Linked DNA regions of Homo sapiens: region 2 is linked to region 1. A link is a loop called in an ENCODE intact Hi-C map of the cell type or tissue named here. Cell type or tissue: heart left ventricle. All regions are shown on one strand.

Region 1 (2,500 bases):
TAGCTATTATTAGTAGAATAGTATCTATAACTTTTATTTTTTGGCACAAATTAACAATTTAACAAAAACCAGACATTATTTTTGTTGGTGCTTTACCGGAAACATTGCTGTTTTCTAATGACTTCTGGTAGTAGTTTGTCATTATTTTTTATTTTAGGTTTTATTTTGTGTAAAAGGACTAAGTGAGATGGGTGTTTGCAATTTTTTTCTTTCCAACTGACTAGCTAGTCAATGCTCCTTTGGACCCCAGCCCACCGCCCTGAAAAAAAGGAAAAAGAACAAATTGAGAACTTATGAAACCACAACCCAGAAACCTGAATGTTTTTCATTTTAACTTTTCTTGGAAAAATTTGATGAAAAGCCTGTGCTGTGGTTTTAAACGGCATTGGGATGCCCGTCTCCTGTCCTTACCCCTAAGCTTCTGAACGTGATTTATATTTCCCTATTTTAAGCTAGTGCAGATTTATGAGACTTTAAACACCATGGTTGGAGTTACTGGAGGTTTAAAGAGATTAAGCAGGTCCAGTAGCACCTGGAGGTGTATAAGTTGTTTAAAAGATTTATCGGCATTCCCATGTTAAAATTCACTTCTCAAGGATTCTCATATCCTGGATCTGAATCTATTTTGGGCAGAGGAGTAAATTTTTAGGATGTTTCATAAATGGAGGAAAAAACCCATCCCTCTATCGCTTCTTGCTTTGTTTTTTGGGCTGTGCCTCTGCCCCCTCACCTCTCTATCTTGCATGTCTAGCTAGTTCTGTCTCTGGGGTTTCCCTTCTCTCTGTTCCTGTCCTCTCTCAAGCGGTTGATCTCTTAGTGTTTCTCTGTGTTCACAAACTCAGCCTTTGACCCAGGAACCTAACAACAGCCAGAGGGAGCCTGAAGCTTTCTTGCCTGCCCTTGGCTCCTTGTGGTCCAGGGAGGGCTGCGGTGGTGGGAATGCCTGACACAGGGTAAAAAATCTCTGTGTTTACACCAGGGGGAGCAATGACTCCGTGGCTGAGAGGGGCTGGCTAGAGTCTGGAGTTTCCAAATGTCCATTCAAAGCAAGACACAATTCCTAGGTAGTTAAATTTAGGAGACTCTGTATTGAATGACCTTGAAAATAGGTTCAGGGCACAACATGGGCACACCGCTTTGTCATATTCTACAAATACTGGGGAGAGCCAACATTCTTCTCATTGCCAATAATTATGCTCATCAGCCTCCACGTCTTGCCTCTCACGTTTCTTCCATGTCCCAGCTCTGCCCACCCTGTCAAATCAGTGTGGATGTAGGGAACATGAACACATTTTAATATCAGCCTAAACCAGACATCACTGGGAAGGAAATTGGAGAAACCATTCCAAAGTCAAGTAAAAATAGCTTGTGAATATGTACTCCATGGTTCCATTTATGTGAAACCCTACAAAAGACAAATCTAATCTACAGTGACAGAAAGCAGACTGGTGGTTGCTTGGGACTAAGGTGGGGGCAGATTGGCTGAGATGGCACAAGAAAACTTTTTGTGATGTTGAAAGTATGCTATGCCTTGATTGTAGTGATGGTCGGACAGTTATATAAAGTTGTAAACACTCACTAAAATGTACAATGAAAATGAGTGTGAACTATACCTTGGTTTTTAAATGTCTCTGTTGTACATTCACACCAGCCTTTACCTCCATTAGCATAGACAATAGGAAGCTGTGTGTGAATCTTAGAATGCTCCCCAATCCAGGAGTGGTTGTTCAACCAGCCTATGCTGTGTGTCTATAGAGGGCACGGATAATCCAAAGCAGCAGATGAAACACCTAATTAGTTCTAATTGACTCTGGACTTTTTCTGTGCATTTGCCTTCCCTGAGTACAACCTGACTGACAGGAGCGGGGAGAGTAGGCAGCCAAGAAATGTGGCAGGGGAGGCCAGATTAAACAATTACAAGGGAGGGACAACAAAAGGGTGACTGACCACGCAGATGATAAAGAATTGTTGACTTTGTAATGTGAACTCATATTGTGCAAAGCAATTGGTGAGGTGGAGCAGATGTGCATTAGAAACGAAACCAACCACCCGGAATGGTCATGGTCTCTGGATAACAGGGGAGCTTCATCGACTCCATCTTTTCCACATCTCTAATTAAAATTTTGATATTACTTAAGTCAGGCACACTGCTCTATTCATTCCGACATCTGAATATCCATTTTAAAGTGGGCTAGGCTCACCCAGAGGATGATATAACTAGATTAAGAGATGGTGTGAGGGTTTAGAACATTGGATTTTTTGTCCCTGTTTGTGTGACCTTCTGGAAAATCTCTTGTTTCATTTATTTTTTTCTTTATTCCCTTATTCAATAAAATTATTGAGCACCTATTATAAACCAGGCTGTTTGCCAGACATTGTTGACATATTGCTATAGGCGTCATTTTCCTCATTTGTAAATGCTCATTCTGGGATCCCTTGACTATCCTGACCACTGTGCTAATGGTAGGTAGTGATGAGGTCAGGCTCTGAGACCTTCAAT
Region 2 (2,500 bases), 540 kb after region 1:
TCCACCGCCCTCGGCCTCCCGAAATGCTGGGATTACAGTCACGAGCCACTGCGCCCAGCCCAGAACTTATTTTTTAGACAATCATTTAGCTCTCTCTGCTTAAGGCACTATCCTAGGTGCTTTAATACTATCTCATTTAATCTTCACAACAAGCTGTGAAGTAGATACTGTCATTATCCCCATTTGACAGATGAAGAAATTGAGACAAAGAGGTGAAGTAACTTGCTCCTGGTCACACAGTTGGTGAGGAGCTGCAGAGCCCATGCCCTAAACGAGGCTATGCTGCCTTGGAGAATGGAGCAGAGACACAGAGGTGCACAAATGGAAGCTCTGAAATGACAACAGGAGAATTCTTCAGGGGTCCTGTCCTCACTCTCTGGATGCCATTGGGAAACCATCACAGAATAACTGTGTCTTTTCCATAACATGAGGAAGCTCAAAGGGACAATCTAGCTCACACAGTTTATACAAGAAGGAGGTTCAGTTAATCCCCAAATATTAATCATGTAAAAATAGACCTAAATGAAAATGATCATTTCTGGTGAACGTGAGAACTTTGAAAATGCAGATGGAGTTACAAAGAGTGGTTACGAAATGTCCCTTATGTATGTAGCGGTCCATGCTGGAAAGAAGCCAGCACAGCTATCACTGTGGAGCTGGAGGAAAGTGAGGACAGGAGGAGCTCCTTCTGCCCCTCTGGGAAGCATTGCGGAGGGTGAAGGAGGCCGTGTCCACCCAGGGATTGGTCAGCAGGGGAACAGGCCCCACTGGGAATGGCCAGGACCCAGAAAGGAGAGAGACTGGGAAAGTAAGGACAAGGAGTTGGATGGTGACTCAGCAGCAGGCACTTGGAGGGAAGCCAGGCAGACAATTAGCATCAAGAAGGCTTAGCAGGCCTTAGGCAGGGTTCTAGGGAATTAGGCAGAGAAAATATCTGAGAGCTCCTGGGAAGGGGGCCAAGACTTAGGCATGAAAGGCCAGACAGGGACTCGCTGCTGGAGTGGGAGCATACAGTGAGGGGAGTAAGATGAGAGAAGATTCCAGAAGCAGGGGTACAAGATCAGAGAAGAATCAAAAACATAACCTGAATGCATGCCGAGATTCTGTGCTGCCTACTCAGCTCCCAGCATCTCCCTGAGTAGGAATAACTTTGGTCTTAGAATCTTACCCTACAGCATCCCTGGAGGAGAGGATGGGAGGGACTGTTGCAGGAGCAGCTCTGCCTGACCCCTCAAACCATTTCCCCAGCACCCTCCCTTGTTGGCCATTCTTTGGAATTCGCTTCTTGCCAGGGTAGGGACCTGGTGTAGTATATCTTTTTGATCAAGCCATTGAGGTGAAGTGAACCAGGATATTCATCATCTATTTGAACCATAATGGCTTTTGGGCTGTATCTAAAGCTTGAGCCCGGTTGTCTACAACGTGTGAGCATGGAAGAAATTGCCCATTGATCTTGTTTCCACTTCTTCCTTTGGCTGGACTAGGCAGCCTACAGGAGGCAAACACTGCCATCTAGTGGCGTATCTAGGCTTCTCGCCAGGAACTGTGTCTTGAATTGTAGAGAGACAGAAGCCTGATTTTTATCCTCTCCCGTCCAGCCCATGGGTCTGATTGTAACCCACCCTAGAGGGAAGTGGGTCTTGTATCTGGGTGCCATGCTGGGCTGTTTGCAACTAGAGCTTCAGGCCCCTTCTGCTCTAACAGTCTGCAAAAGGACTACACTCATCCCTGGATTCAACCATGTTGCCCTGAAAGGGCTGCAAGTTGCATCCCCAGCTATGTGTGAGCTTGGCCTCAAGAAGCAACCCTGAGCCCCTGGCGTGGTCGCAGAGGAGCAGCTCTACTGAGGTGCAGAAGCTCAGTGATAGAGAGTCTCTCAGTTAGAAAGAATTTCAGTCATCTAGGCCGGCATTCTACAGAGTCCATTAGCGAGGTGGAATCAAATTAGTGGGATGTCAACAGCAATAGAGAAAAACATAAAATAGAATGTCAGAGTGGAGCTTGTGTTTCAGTGATAAATCTATTCACATGTAGTGTTCCCTGGTCAAAATATGAAGTGTATTTCTTACAGAGCACTTTGGAATCTGAATCCCAGCACTTTGGGAGACTGAAGCGGGAGGATCAGTTGAGCCCAGGAGTTCAAGAAAAACATAGTGAGACCATGTCGCTACAAAAATAAAAATAAAAATTAGCTGAGTGTGGTGGTACACACCTGTACCACCTACTGGGTACACACCGGTCCCAGCTACTCAGCAGGCTGAGGTGGGAGGATCACTTGAGCCAGAGAGGTAGAAACTGCAGTGAGCCAAGATTGCACCACTGCATTCCAGCCTGGGTTTCAGAATGAGACCCTGTCTGGGGGCAGTGGAAGGCATTCCCAGGCCCTAACCCAGGCCTACTGAATCATGATGTGTGATTGAGGGGTGGAGCAAGAGAAGGAACTGCTAGGGAATCTCCATTTTATTAGCTCTCCACATGATTTTTATGTATACTCAATGCC

The links. Peaks named below come from ENCODE experiments on the same cell type or tissue, not always from the same donor. Only the 100,000 strongest peaks of a DNase experiment are listed, where the experiment ranks them.
Region 2: a loop joins it to region 1, with 4 times the contacts of the local background. A loop is called at or near these places in 28 of 110 quality-filtered maps.

The regions. Positions count from the first base shown.
Region 1 is chr3:124,015,746-124,018,245 of GRCh38, forward strand. No RefSeq gene overlaps it. Among named protein-coding and RNA genes, the nearest start is that of KALRN, 16 kb to the right of the region's middle. In heart left ventricle, a CTCF peak has its summit at 976 (motif pointing right); no DNase peak of the experiment used is centred here.
Region 2 is chr3:124,558,519-124,561,018 of GRCh38, forward strand. The region is part of intron 33 of KALRN (kalirin RhoGEF kinase); the gene reads left to right. All of the region lies in intron 2 of LOC105374076 (a long non-coding RNA gene), which reads right to left. Among named protein-coding and RNA genes, the nearest start is that of UMPS, 170 kb to the right of the region's middle. In heart left ventricle, CTCF peaks have their summits at 1,528 (motif pointing left) and 1,740; a DNase peak (open chromatin) is centred at 823; H3K27ac peaks cover 489 bases.